Regions from separate parts of the Homo sapiens genome. Here region 1 is linked to region 2. The links are chromatin loops, found by intact Hi-C in ENCODE. Cell type or tissue: PC-9. All regions are shown on one strand. Links, peaks and the distances in the headings refer to the core of each region. The heading gives the core; the rest is flanking DNA.

Region 1 (2,500 bases), core at 1-2,500, 99 kb before region 2:
ACCCCAGAATGTGGTCCAACCCATGAAGGAGCTATATGGAATTAACCTCTCAGATGGCCTCTCAGAAGAAGATTTCTCCATTTATTCAAGGTGAGATACTTTCATGTAGATATTAAAGAAAAATGAATATTTATAATTACAGTAACTTCTAACTACTATACCTTTTTTTTTTTTTTTTTTTGGAGACAAGAGTCTTGCTCTGTTGCCCAGGCTGTAGTGCAGTGGTATGATCTCGGCTCCTGAGTAGCTGGGATTGCAGGTGCACGCCACTATGCCTGGCTAATTTTTTATATTTTAGTAGAGACGGGGTTTCACTGTGTTGCCCAGGCTAGCCTCAAACTCCTGAGCTCAGGCAATCCGCCCACCTCAGCCTCCCAAAGTGCTAAGATTACAGGTGTGAGCCACTGCGTCCAGCCTAATATAACTTTTAAGAAATGAAAATAGTCAGCAATACAGAAGAAAATGAATTCCACTTAAAATGCAGTTTCAGCATTGAGGCGGTCAAATTCTGAAACATTGATTTATATACAGAGTTAAAGTGCTAAATGCCTGAGACTCTGCCCCTCAATGATAAAAATTTATGATGCATGCAGGTATCTGCACTGCTCATATGTAAACTACAAACCAAAGTACCAGTACATTCCTGCATTTCTAAATCCTCAAGATCAAAGTCCCTTCTCACAAAATAAATCTGGGATATTGACAAATGAGGACCTTGCATCACTTTAGGTCCTGGATGCTGGTGGGAGTGGTGACTGAGGAGGAAAAAGAAAACAGTAATAATAGGGTGCTAATTCACAATGTTATAGGCCTTTATTAGGCAAATCTAGTTGAAAGGAGGGGATACCCATAAGGCATTCCCTGAAATCATGTGCATAATTTCGTGTGTATGTGTGTCCTTTTGAGAAGATAGATTTAGCAGATTCTCAAAAGAATCCTTCACTCAGAAATCCCCACGAACCTGATGAGAACATTGCAAACACCTCCTCAGCTTAATACATGGATTTAGAAGACTTGATTATTGCATATGAATACAGTTCCACTTATACAAATTTGTAAATGTGTCTGTAAAATGTAAATTGTATAATATAAAATGAGCACTGATCTTCAGTTATTTTTAAATGAGGGCATTTCATTTACAGAATCCATTGAATTAGATATTGTCAGCTTTTCATTTCAATTAATAAAAACTACTCTATAATATATAAAATATAAAATGCACAGCATTTCCTGACTGCCAAAGCAGCTCCTGTAACTTGCACTTTTTTGAATATGCGTCATTGACTGGAAGCCAATTTAGTCATCAGAGCACAGCCACACCCTCCTCACTCTGACACACAAACACACAGTACTTATTCATCATGGCTGTCAGAACTCTGTAGCCAAACTCTGTAGTAGTTGAAGTGGGCCTTTACAAACCATGTGGCCTGAAGAATGAATTATCTGAAGTTACTGACTGAGTAATATGACTTTGTTTATTGCAGAGGGAATGAGTGTATGTGCCAAGGATTGAAGGGGTTACTTCAGGGGAGGGAGGAACCCATGTCCTAGAATAAAATTCTGTGTTTGATATTCTGAAGATAATACCTCCTTTCATTGTATAACAGTTTACACTGTTTTGTTTGTTCTTTAGGCAATTCTGTAGTAGATTAAAAAGATATTATCCCCTTTTATGGGCTAATAGCGCAGCAAGTAGAGCCATTTAGTGCCTTATCCAGGAGTCATATCCTGTGTTTCTGGGTACCGTGGGATTTTAGGCTGTTCCCTCCTTTTTGTTCTCTTGATCATAATCAGCTGCCTCTGCTTATGATGCAGACCTTGGGGGAAGGGGAGAAACGGGGCTGATCATTCTTTCCCTGTGAGTACCCCTTCCTGTGGGCACACTGCCCTTACTGCCTTGCCTGCCCTGGAATATCTCCCCTCTCCATCTGCCATGGGCATTGCAGTAGGCAGAGGAATCCTCCCTCCATCAGTATCTGTGGGGTAACTGTGCCAGAGGGTGACCAAGGGATGTTCAGGGACTGATTGGCACCCACTTTTGGCTCAGCTAGGCTCTGGAGCTTTCTTAGTGCCTCCTCTGATCCAAAGGGGAGAGTTTCAAGGCAGGGCTAGAGCCCAGGTAGTTCTGCGCTGAATTGGCAGGTGCCCCTGCCACCCCGTTTCTGCACTCAGTTGGCTGGCTATGTTTGTGCACATAGTAGACAGTGACCTAGCCTGGCTTGCATGTAACAGCTCCCACCTGGCCTATCACAGAACCAGTGGAGAAGGGAAGCCACACAGCTAGAAGTGGTTTCCGCAGCCTGTCTTCCAGCTTCCCATTCTTCTGCCTGTTTTTCCTACCTTAGGCCTTGCCCACCTTTGGACGCCTAAGGATTTCTCGGTTTTGTAGTTTTTTTCTAATTGCTGAGCCCCGCTGTCTATGTCTTCCTTTTCCCTCACCTTTTCTAGTATCTTTGGTTTGCTATTTTACCAGACCTGAAAGCTTTCTACTTACTTCCTC
Region 2 (11,460 bases), core at 5,420-7,919:
GTGTTGGGATTACAGGTGTAATTGGCCACCACGCCTGGCCAATTGTCATTTTCAGTGCATGTTTTCTGGTTGTATAAAAACTTTCCCATGCAAGAGAGCTGTTGTAACAGTAATAGCTCACTTTACAAAAGTATATATATTTTCACCAGGTAAAAAAAAATACATGGTCTACTCAGTGAAGAAAATCAACCTCTTCATGGTCTACTGACTGGGGAAAATCAACCTCTTCACAATCTAGAACCTGAAGATTGGATCTTTTGAGAACATCAGAGAAAGGCTGTTCTTGCCATACACACTGCAGCAAAACTTCAGGACCTTGACCCACAGTTTTAAGTTCATAATCTCACAACTCGGAAAGGTCCCTCTACATTCTTGGAACTGTACACCTATTGGAAACCTTAAGGTAAAGCTAAACAGGGAAGTTTTTTCCCAGAAGATGGCATCTTTGATGTGGACAGCTTTTTCCCAAGATCACAGATCAAGATTTCTCTACTATTATGAGATTCTTTAATTTTTTTTCCCTTGCTTATGCCTCTATGAACAATAGAAGTGAAAAGCGGGTCTGTTTTGTGAATTCATGGGGTTTACTTTTACTTGTGAAAGATTTTGCAGCCAGCCTTCTACATGGTTAATCTTATACTTTGATATATGGAAGATGAAGGCCCAGTGTGAGTGAGAAATTTCGATGGTACGTACTCATGATCAGTCAGAAACAAAACACTGATGCACTCATCTTACCTACATCATGGGTTGAAGAGAACATTGCCAGGAGGTCTTCACTCTTCTAAAGGGCATCATTTGTTAGGTCTTTTTTTTTTTATGATTTGGAGTAAGTGAAGCAATGTTTAGAAATTTATCCGTAGTGATAGGTTCTATAGCAGATTCTACTGTCAAGGCAGACTTTAAATTCTTTTGTGAACATTATGATAAATAATAGAATTGCTCTAGATGACTTACTGGCTGAAAAAAGAAGTGTCTGTGTTGTGGGAATCAAAGGACAGGAGAGACCAATGGGTTGGACAGGAGGCCCCTGAGCATTTAGCTGGCAGCTGCCAATATGCCTGCAGTCCACAGATCCAATAGAGGCCAGAGGGCGCCTGCCAGGTATTTGGAGCTTCAAGTTGATACCAAGAGTGGTTTAAAGAGGGGAAACGGGAGAATGAACCTGGGTGGGGCAATTTGAAATCATTCTTTCTGCCCCACCATAAAGTCTTTCCTAGCATTTCATTGTAATGTTATTGTCCTAGGCAAGTTAACTCTCCTACTGGATCTGCAAATGCTTTTCCCCAGTGAGCAATGCAGAACTTCCCAATAACAGAGGTTTTTAAGAACCAAATGCTCGGGCTCATGAACGTAGGTTCAGGGGAAGAGACAGTCAGAGTGAAGTTATCTTGGGGCATCAGCTCTCTTGCCTCCCATGGCTATTGGTCCCCCATGGTGGTTCCCTCACAAATGTAGCATGAGGAGATGTGTAAGCTGCTGGCTATGTTTTCAGCCAGTTGGGTGAACAGGTTTCTGGCTAAGAGAAAGGGTTTAGGCAACTCCTGGTGGATATGCTCATAGAATGACTCAAAAACTTGAAATTGTTGGGTTGAATGCTTAATCCGGGTTTTTTTTGGATAATATATAAATAGACTCCTGGATCTGTTCCTTGACCGCTGATCTGTAATGTCATGGGGTAACCTGTAGTCCCTATGGGAAGATCTTGCTTTAAGATAGCGAAATTTAAAGGATTGCAAGTTTTCGTCTTACAATGTGATTTTACCGGCATTTTGGTAAGAGTTACTGCCCCCTGTGGTGTTCTTGCACTTTCCACAGGGTCTGTGGACCATGTTGTGCAGTCCTGACAGTCTTTTTCTGGGGAGTAGGGGGAGCAAAGAGGGGTTCCCTATTGATTGGTTCCTTTCCTTGGAGCACATATATATTTGTGACAGTTACTATAGCATCTCTCCCATGATAGGCTACCACAGGAGACTACGAGATAGGGACCTATGTATGTTGCTTGGCAAGCATCAAAATATAAGGAAATGACCTCCCCCTGGGAGGGAGGGACTTTGGTTTGGTTCAGAAGTCTTCCTTCTTTTGACCCAACATAAACTTTAAACCAGGCTTCAGAAGGTGAGGACTTAGGGTCATAAAATATATAAGGCTGGCCATTTTCTGGGTCACAGATTGAGTAGTTTGTCTGGTTGTGTGTACAAGTTCCCCCAGGGGGTCCCTGTACACTCATAATAAGTGTGGTACAACAGGGTTCTGGTTATGTTGCTCCCTGACCCCATAGTATGAGTGCAGGGGGCCATCCTTCTATGGGTCCCTCTCCCAACACGGATAAGGGTAGTATTATAGTTAGGAGAAAAAGAAGTATGTATTGATGACGTACTTGCATGTTCCACTCTAACTTCGGCCGGTCATAGACTAGTCTGCTTCTGGGGTGACTGGAGCAGGGCTGTTGCCTCCTCAAGCTTCAGCTGTGCATAGACAGGTCAGCTTCCGGAGTGACCAGAGCAGAGCTGCTGTCATCCCTAATGGCAACTTGGTCCCGTCGTAGGATCAGCCAGCTTGGATGGTCTGGGTCCTGTGGGCTGGTCCACTTGTCTTGGATTGCTGGTTTTAGCCGACTGTGGTGGATCCAAGGCACAATTCCTGTAACTTTAATAGCAGTGGGAGTAGCCAACATCACAGTATGGGGGCACTCCCATATGGGTCCCAGAGTGGTTGGATTCCATTTCTCAACCCAAACAGAGTCCCCAGGTTTAAAGGGGGCATACTGAGTCTGTCAGGCTTATGGGTATTCTCTCCTGTACCTAGCCATGGACACCTTGCATGCCTATCCCTAAGGCCTGCATTTGCCTTCTCAAGGTCAATTCCCCTAGTTCATGGACATCACCCTTAATTTGACCTATGATTGAGGGTGGCTGGCCGAACAAGATCTCATGGGGTAAATACCCAGTTTGTTTGGTGGGGATACACCTGACTCAGAGGAGGACCATGGGCAGGACTTGATCCCATCTCAGATGAGTTTCCTAGCAATATTTCTTTAGTAGCTGTTTGAGTGTCTGGTTCATGTGCTCTACTTTTCCTGAGCTCTGTGAGGAACTAACAGCCATGTTAGTTCCTGAACTATTTCAGCTACAAATGCTGGTCTATTGTCTGAATCTAGAGTCAGGAGCAGTCCAAATCTGGGGATAATGTCTCTTAACAGTATTTTAGTCACTTCTCGTGCTTTCTCTGTTTGGGTAGGGAAAGCCTCAACCCATCCCAAAAAGGTGCAGATGAATACTAGCATGTACTGGCAGCCCTCCCCGCTCAGGGCAGCTCGGTGAAGTCCATAAGTAGATTTTCACAGGGTGTGGCTCCCATTTCCTGAATCCCTGGGGGCCGAGTAAGCCCTTGTCATGGGTTGTTCTGGGCACAAATTAGACATTGTTCACAAATGGCTCAGGTGATGGCTGTGAGCCGTGGTCCATAGAAACGGTGTCCCAGTAGCGTTTCCAGTGCCGTTTCCCCCATATGATTTCCTTGATGGAATTGTTATACAAATTTGGGGGCCACCATTTCAGGGATGGCTAGTCTCCCACTGGAGAATCTCCACCACCTCTCTCAATGTATTTTCCAGATTCTCGGCTAAACCAGGCCTTCGCATTTGGAGAATAACTTAGGACCACCGGGAGGGGAGGCTCTGGGAGGAGGGCCATAGCCAGGGCTTCTTCCCTAAGATGCGGAGTGGTCATAGCTGCCCATTTTGCTTCCCTGTCTGCCTTTTTGTTTCCTTTGGGCTGGCCTCCAGTGTTCCCGCCCTTTGGTTCCCCCTGCAGTGTATAATAGCTACCTTCTTTGGGGCCCATACAGCATCTAAGAGTTGTAGAATTTCCTCCTTATACTTTATTTCTTTACCCCCAGCAGTTAAGAGTTCTCTCTCCTTATATATAGCTCCATGAACATGCAATGTGGAAAAGGCATATTTAGAATCAGTATAAACATTGACCCTTTTGCCCCTCGCCAGCAAACAGGCCCTCGTCAGGGATATTAGTTCTGCCTTCTGGGCTGATGTTCTGGTGGGCAGAGGCTGAGCCTCCACCACTAAGTCCAATGTTACCACCACATACTCAGCCCAGTGGACCCCTTCCAGTATAAAACTGCTTCCATCTGTGAAGTATTCAACATCTGGGACTCTAAGGGGGTGGTCCATGAGATCTCCCCAGCTCAAGAATACTTCATCTACTATTTCCACACAGTTATGAAGTGGGGCTCCCGGTTCGACTGGGAGCAAGTTGGCCGGGTTAAGGGTGTTTACTGTTTCTAAAGTTATGTGGGGATTTTCACATAGGAGCCCCTGGTACTGAGTCATCCTTGGATTCAATAACCAATGGTGCCCTCTCTGATCCATTAAAGTTATAATCGAATGCAGTACCCAAATAGTCAGTTTTGCCCTAAAGTCAATTTGTCAGCTTCCTGTGTCAGTATGGTGGTGGCAGCTAGTGCCCTAAGGCAAGGAAGCTACCCTAGCACCACGGAGTCCTGTTGTTTGGATGAATATGTCATCGGGCGATGCAATGATTCTATGACTTAAGTCAGGACTCCTATAGCCATTCCCTTTCATTCATGGACATATAGAAAGAAAGGCTTAGTTATATCCGGCAGTCCTAAGGCTGGGGCCTAAGTTATGGCTTCTTTGATTTGTTTAAATGCCCTTTACTGATCAGCCTCCCAGAGGACGGGCTCCCTTTCCCCACCCTTTGTGTCTTCATATAAGGGCTTGGCCATAAGTGAGAAATTTGGGATCCAGATATGGCAGAACCCTGCCACCACCAAGAACTCTCTTATCTGGTGCCGGGTAGTTGGAATTGGGAGTGTTCAAACAGCCTGTTTTCATTCAATGCCTAGCTGGTGTTCCCCTTGGGTCACTATGAAGCCCAAATATTTGACCTTCTGTTGGCAAATTTGAGCTTTTCTCTTGGACACCTTATATCTGGCCTTCTATAGGAGGTGGGGGAGGCCTTGGGTTCCCCAGTAGCAGTCCTTCCGGGTTGGGGCCATCAAAAGGAGGTCATCCACATATTGTAGCAAGGTGCAGTTGTCATCTGGTGGGGTGTAGGCCTTGAGGTCGGCAGCCAATGCCTCTGCAAAGATTGTGGGAGAGTTTTTTTATCCTTGTGGGAGTCTAGTCCAGGTGAGCTGTTCCTTTGTGCCTGTGACTGGATCCTCCCATTGAAATGCAAAAATGGGCTGACTAATTGGTGGCAGGTGAAGGCAGAAGAAAGCATCTTTTAAGTCCAGACAAGTAAACCAGGCTGCACTAGCCGGAATGAGTCCCATCAATGTGTACGGGTTTGGTACCATTGGGTGGATGGTTACAGTAGACTGCAAGTCCTGCACCAGTCTGCATTCATTCATTCAGTCCTGCACTGGTCTGTAACCTGCACTGGTTACAGCATGCAAGTCCTGCACTGGTCTGTATTGATTACTCTCTGGTTTTTGTACCAGCAAAAGTGGAGTGTTCCAGGATGACTGGCATCAGGCTAAGATTCCATGTTCCAAGAGCCACTTGAAATGTTCTTGAATGCCCTGTATGGCTTCTTGGGGTAGTGGGTATTGATGAACCTGACCAGTGTTGCTCCTGATTTTAGCTCTACTATCACCAGTGCCTGGTTTACAGCTAGCCCAGGTGGGTTGTCCTAGGCCTATACTCCAGGAATCTTACAAAGCAGCCCATACAGTTCATCCAGTCCCAGTTCTGGTAACTCCTTGATGTACAGTCTCCATTCTTCAGCCTGAGGGATGGTAAGAGTTAACACCATGGCCCTTGGGTAAGTCAGATTTAGAGTCATATCCCCTTGTGGCCCAAAAGCAATCTGTGCTTGCAGTTTTTGGAACAGGTCTCTTCCCAGCAAGGGAACTGGGCAATTTGGGAGTTACAGGAATTCATGTTGGACTTCTCTTCCCCCATGACACAACTCCTAGGCCGGCAAAATGGCCTCTTCTCTGGGACCCCTGAAGCTCCAACAATAGTTGCACGATGTATGGATAGTGGCCCTATGGGCTGTGTCACTACCGAGTGTTCAGCCCTGGTGTCTACCTTAAAGTCCATCAGTTGGCCCTCTACTTCCAATATGACCATGGGCTCCTGGGGGCCTAAGGAGATGGAGCCCGGTCTTGCCTAGTCTTCATACCCTTCAGTCCCTGCCAGCCCGATAAGGTTGGCGTCTGGCTCCTTTGGGGTACAGTAGCCCTTGGCTGGCAGTCTTCTAGTTTTATAGCCTCTGTCATTTCCCTTGTCATCCTCAGACATTTATTCTTCCAGTGTCCCTTCTTCTTACATCATGTACATTGGTCCCTATCCAGTCTTGGCCAATTTTCGGGTCTTTGCCCAGTTTGGTCCCTTCCTCATCTGTGTCCGCATCCACGTCCTCTGGTGATACTTGTTCCTCTTTCCATGAGTGCTGCTGCTAGCAGATCAGCTTTCTTCCTGAGTCTCTGATCTGCTTCCCTTTTTGCCTCCTCGTCACAGTTAACATACACCTTGGTGACCACTTCCAAAAGTTGGGTGGCATTCATGCCTGTGAAACTTTCTAGCTTTTGTAGTTTCTGCCTGATGTCCCCCTGGGTTTGTCCTGCAAATGCTGCATTCACCATGCACTGATTCTCAGTAGCCTCAGGATCAAACGGAGTGTAGAGCTGGAACACCTCACAGAGTCTCTCATAAAACTGGCTAGGGCTTTCATCAGTTCCCTGAAGCACTTCCGAGATTTTCCCCATATTGACTGCCTTCTTTCTGCCCTCCCTTAGTCCTTGCAAGAGTGCCTCTCGGTACCTCTGCTGGTGCTATAATTGGGTTGCAACATTTGGGTCCCAGTGTGGGTCTGCTTCTGGGAATTGGCCCTGAGCGTATGCCTGGACATTAAGTGTGCCTTCTGGTGCATTGTTTTCTAGCCAGCAGAGGGCTGCTTGGGTCACCCTTTGGCGCTCTTCGTTGTTAAACAGCGTCAGGAGGAGCTGTTTGCAATCTGGCCAAGTTGGATTATGTGTCTGAAAAATGGACTGCATTAGATCTATGAAGGCCTGGGGCTTCTTTGTGTGTGAGGGAGTATGGTGTTTCCAGTTTAGGAGATCAGTGGTTGAAAAAGGCTGGTAGATGAAGGTCCATTGCCCCCCTTGGATATGGCCATATTAATCATAATAGAGGGGCCCCAAGTTTCCCAGAGAGGCATCTGCAAAGCCCAGGTGCGGCCAGACTGGAGGCAGCTTGCTTGATCAGCCTGAATTTCCTCCTTGACCTCCTGGGGCAGTGGTTCTGATTTTTCCTTTTCGGGTGAAGCCTGGGGCTCATCATTATCTGAACCTGACTCCTAAGGGGCCAGCCTTGGTAAAGTGGGGTAGATTGGGGTATAGGGAGGAGGGATTTCTATTTCCTCCAGTGGTTCCTGCAAAACCAGTTTTTCCTGTCTTTCCTGTGGCTTTCCCTTTGTCCCCGTAGCTTCTGGTGAAGCTGATTTTTCTTTCATTTTAGGTTTGGCTCAAGCCACAAGCATTTTGTAACTAGCCGCCAGGCAGGGCTGTAGTCATGCAGGTCAGGTTTGGACTATATTCAGCCATGTATTAATATAAGGAAATTGGTCTGGATGCCCTGGCTGTCCTCTGACCCCAGTCACCACCCAATGTATACAGCCAATTGTTCCCCCATCTATTGTTCCTTCGGCTGGCCATCTGACATGAAAAGAGGGCCATTCTATTTCACAAAGGGTTCTTAACTTCTTGGGGGTCAACATGATCCCATAATCCCCTGTATAACCTTTCTTAAAGTTCTTTAACATACATTCTAATGGGGTGAGTTTTGACGGCTTCCCTCCCATTTCCTCCCGGTTATGGTGCAACTCACTCTCTTTTGCTTTCACTTCAGACCAATTAGACCACCTCCCTCATGGGAGTATTTCAGATGCCATTTAGCATTGGAGGGTTTGTATAAACCCCAAACCTGGACCCCACAATCACTAAATTGTGGGGAGCCTCCATAAGCTGTATGCAGTTCACCACTAGTCCCAGTCAGTCCCACACTTGCTCGGGACATATGGTCTCACACTAGGAGACTTGCAGTCCCACATGCTCCACTCCACTCATTCACACGCATTCACACACTCTCCCACTCCCAGTTCTTCTTCTCAGGTTGGGGTGTAGGTTTCAACCAACTTAGCGAGCCACTCTCATGTCCTGGGTTGGACTACTAGGTACATCCCGGGAGTTGATCAGACTCCCCTTCCATCCTTATGGGACAGGTCCTGCCTCGAGCCCCAAACCTTACTGCAGTCCTGTAGCATGCTGTTCCTGGAATCATCCAGTAGCCCCTTAGGTTCTGTTGCACTGACGGGGAGGGGCACTGGGTCACAGGAGAGCCCATCTCTCACCTGGGTTTAAGTTCCCCCCTTGGCACACCTGAGGTCATGTGTCTCCCCCTGGCTTGGGTCCCCAGACCCACAGGCAAAGGAGACAGAAAACCTGTCATCTCCAATCCTGGATGAGCCCCCAGAAATGTTACATGAATCAAGGGACAGGAGAGACCAATGGGTGGGACAGGAGGATTTTATTAGGAGCGCACCGGCCCAGGAGATTAACATCCGAAGGCTGAGCCCGAACAAAGACAGGGCTTGACTTTTATACATGCATCTGAAGGGAGGTTGGCCGGTTTGATGGCACAAAACCTGTAGTGTGGGCAAACAAGCTTTCAGAAGCAGAACAAAGGCAGTTGTTGAACAGTGACAGGTTTTGTAACTCAAGCATATCTTGTGACCTTACAATGCTGCACAGAAGGGGAAAAACAGGAACTTACAAAACTTGCAAAAATAATTATAAGAACAGAACAAGGAACAATGGTAAGGGAGAAGAATCTGAAGGGGGAGGCCGAAAAAGAAAAACTTGTGTTTTGTTTTTTTGTATCTTCTGCTTCATTTGTGCAGCTGCTATCACTTCTTATTGCTCATAGAGAAATACATCACACTGGGTATTACAGAGATTCAGTTGTAGGGGATTAACAAAGAGACTGCTTAGTTAAAGTGAGTAGATTCTTTATCTAGCTTATTCTTTGACCTATTTGATTTTAGTTGGTTTGGTTCATGGGGACCCTGGCTAAGGAGGATACTCCAAACTCTTGGTAATATCCTTCTGATAGTTATAATAGTTATAATAGTAGTCTGTCTGGTGTGCTGTATTCTCTCAACAGTTTTAAATGTTTGCATGCAGCCATCTCTAGAATGTCATTCCACTGTCTTCAAGTTGAATGGCAAGAGCTGAAAAAATGTGTGACCATAAGGGCACTGTAACCTATGAATTATGTGCTGAGACCAGAAACCCAAAATCATGGTAACTGAGAGTAGTGCTAAGGCCCTAATTTTCAGTCACACTCTTACCTAAGTGAGAACCTGACCAAAACGAGAGAATTTTTAAACAAAATTGTGGAAAGGCCATTGTTTTGGACTGAGCTTATGCACTAGGCTGCAACAGACCAGACCAAACCAAAATGGAGTCTCTCATACTAAATGTGACATAACCAAACTAAAACTTTAAGGAAACACATCGATCCTAGAACAGATTAGCTTTTGTTTTTTCCTCTGTATATAGCACATTCCAGCATAAGGAGATACCCTCTACTCTAAACCTTACAACAACAACAACAACAACAACAAAAAAAAAAACAAAAAAAACCCTAAAGTTCTTATTCCCACCTTACAAACCCCACTGTTCGGCTATTTCCCAGTGGGTCTCAAAACCAAGTAAGTACAGACAATGGTAATAGTGACATCAATGACTAAAGTTTTGGCCAATCTGTCAAAATTGAGAGGATGACCCAAAGTAGGAAATTGTTCAATCAAGTTTAGCTGATAGCTGCCTCCTTACATATTTTAAGTTCAGCCTAAATGTTCCTCTCTACACCATGAACTATAACCCAAATAGAGTTGTATACAGACTGTAGTGTCAATGAAAAGAGCCAAACTCTGTAAAATATTTGAAGAGATTTATTCTGAGCCAAATATGAGTGACCATGGCCCATGATACAGCCCTCAGGAGGTCCTGAGAACATGTGCCCAAGATGGTCGGGGTGCTGCTTGGTTTTATACATGTTAGGGAGGCATGAGACATCAATCAAATACATTTAAGAAATACATTGCTTTGGTCCAGAAAGGTGGGACAACTCTAAGGTTGGGGGGCGGCTTCCAGGCTATAGGTAAATTTAAACATTTTCTGGTTGACAATTGGTTGATTTTGTGTAAGACCTGGGATTGATAGAAAGGAAATGTTCAGGTTAAGATAAAATATTTTGGAGAACAAGGTCCCTTTGAAATCTTATAGTGGCTTCCCTTAGAGACAATAGATGACAAATGTTTCCTATTCAAATCTTTAAAAGATGCGAGACTTTTAGTTAATCTCTTTAGGATTGGGAGGGCCTGGAAGGAAAAGATCTAGCTATGTTAATAGATTCTCTACAGATGGAGATTTTCCCCCACAAAGGACAGCTTTGAAGGGCCATTTCAAGATATGGCAAAGAAACATGTTTTGGGATAAAATATTTCGATTTTTCTTTTTTTCATTGTCTTGTAATATTACACCAGAGTCAGGATGGAAAGTAAGTCACAGTATAGAGGGTTAAGTAAAACCCATCCAATGAGAAGTTACCGTTTGTAGGGCATGACTCCCCAGACCTTTTAGATAGGAATTTGGGCAAGATGAAAAAATCAGAACTTAGTCCTCAGTAGCCAAATCTTGTGCCAATCACTGAGTTTTGGCCAATCAAAGGTGGCCAAGTGTTCAAACCAGGTCCAAATAAGGCAAACACTGAGCTGTAACCAATCTTGCTGTTTCTGTACCTCATTTCCATTTCCTGTATATCACTTTGCTTTTACTCTCCACAAATCTTCCAACATGTGGCTGCACTGGAGTCTCTGAGCCTACTCTGGCCTGAGAGGCTGCCTGATTTGTGAATCATTCTTTGCTCAATTAAACTCTGTTAAACTTAATTTGGTCAAGATTTTTCTTTTGACACCGGTATTCATGGTGTAAACATTACTTGGAAGCACCGAGTGGTCTGCCTAATCAAAAAAAAACAATAGAAAGTGGAGAGTGCTTTTTTCCCCAGAGAGCTGGGCTGAAGACAGGAGTTAGGAAAAGAGCTGTAGACTACTATTTTCATTATAAGGCTTTCGGTATAACTTGGCTTTCAAAATTACATAAATGTCTGATTTGGGAGACAAATTTTAAGTTTCATCTAAGGAGACAGACCTAAGGAAGATGTGATTAACTTTACATGGAACATGCTCAATGTCTCAGTCTGTTCAGGCTGGCACAACAAAGGATCATAGACTGGGAGGGTTAAGCAAGAAAAGTTTATTTTCTCACAGTTCTGGAGGCTTGAAGCCTGAGATCAGGGTGGCCCACATGGTCTGCTTCTGATGAGGGCTCACTTCCTGGCTTTTC

What was found. Hi-C counts contacts between places; a loop is a spot of excess contacts. Peaks named below come from ENCODE experiments on the same cell type or tissue, not always from the same donor. Only the 100,000 strongest peaks of a DNase experiment are listed, where the experiment ranks them.
Region 1: a loop joins it to region 2, with 6 times the contacts of the local background. A loop is called at or near these places in 1 of 110 quality-filtered maps.

Annotation. Positions count from the first base shown.
Region 1 is chr6:109,792,575-109,795,074 of GRCh38, forward strand. It overlaps FIG4 (FIG4 phosphoinositide 5-phosphatase), which reads left to right. Exons shown (of 23, transcript NM_014845.6): 21 at 8-90. Among named protein-coding and RNA genes, the nearest start is that of FIG4, 100 kb to the left of the region's middle. In PC-9, for the core only: no CTCF peak of the experiment used is centred there; DNase peaks (open chromatin) are centred at 1,327 and 1,753; H3K27ac peaks cover 2,164 bases.
Region 2 is chr6:109,885,726-109,897,185 of GRCh38, forward strand. No RefSeq gene overlaps it. Among named protein-coding and RNA genes, the nearest start is that of GPR6, 87 kb to the right of the region's middle. RefSeq lists an enhancer at 7,436-8,050. In PC-9, for the core only: CTCF peaks have their summits at 6,911 (motif pointing right) and 7,111; DNase peaks (open chromatin) are centred at 6,976 and 7,466; H3K4me3 peaks cover 1,035 bases; H3K27ac peaks cover 1,746 bases.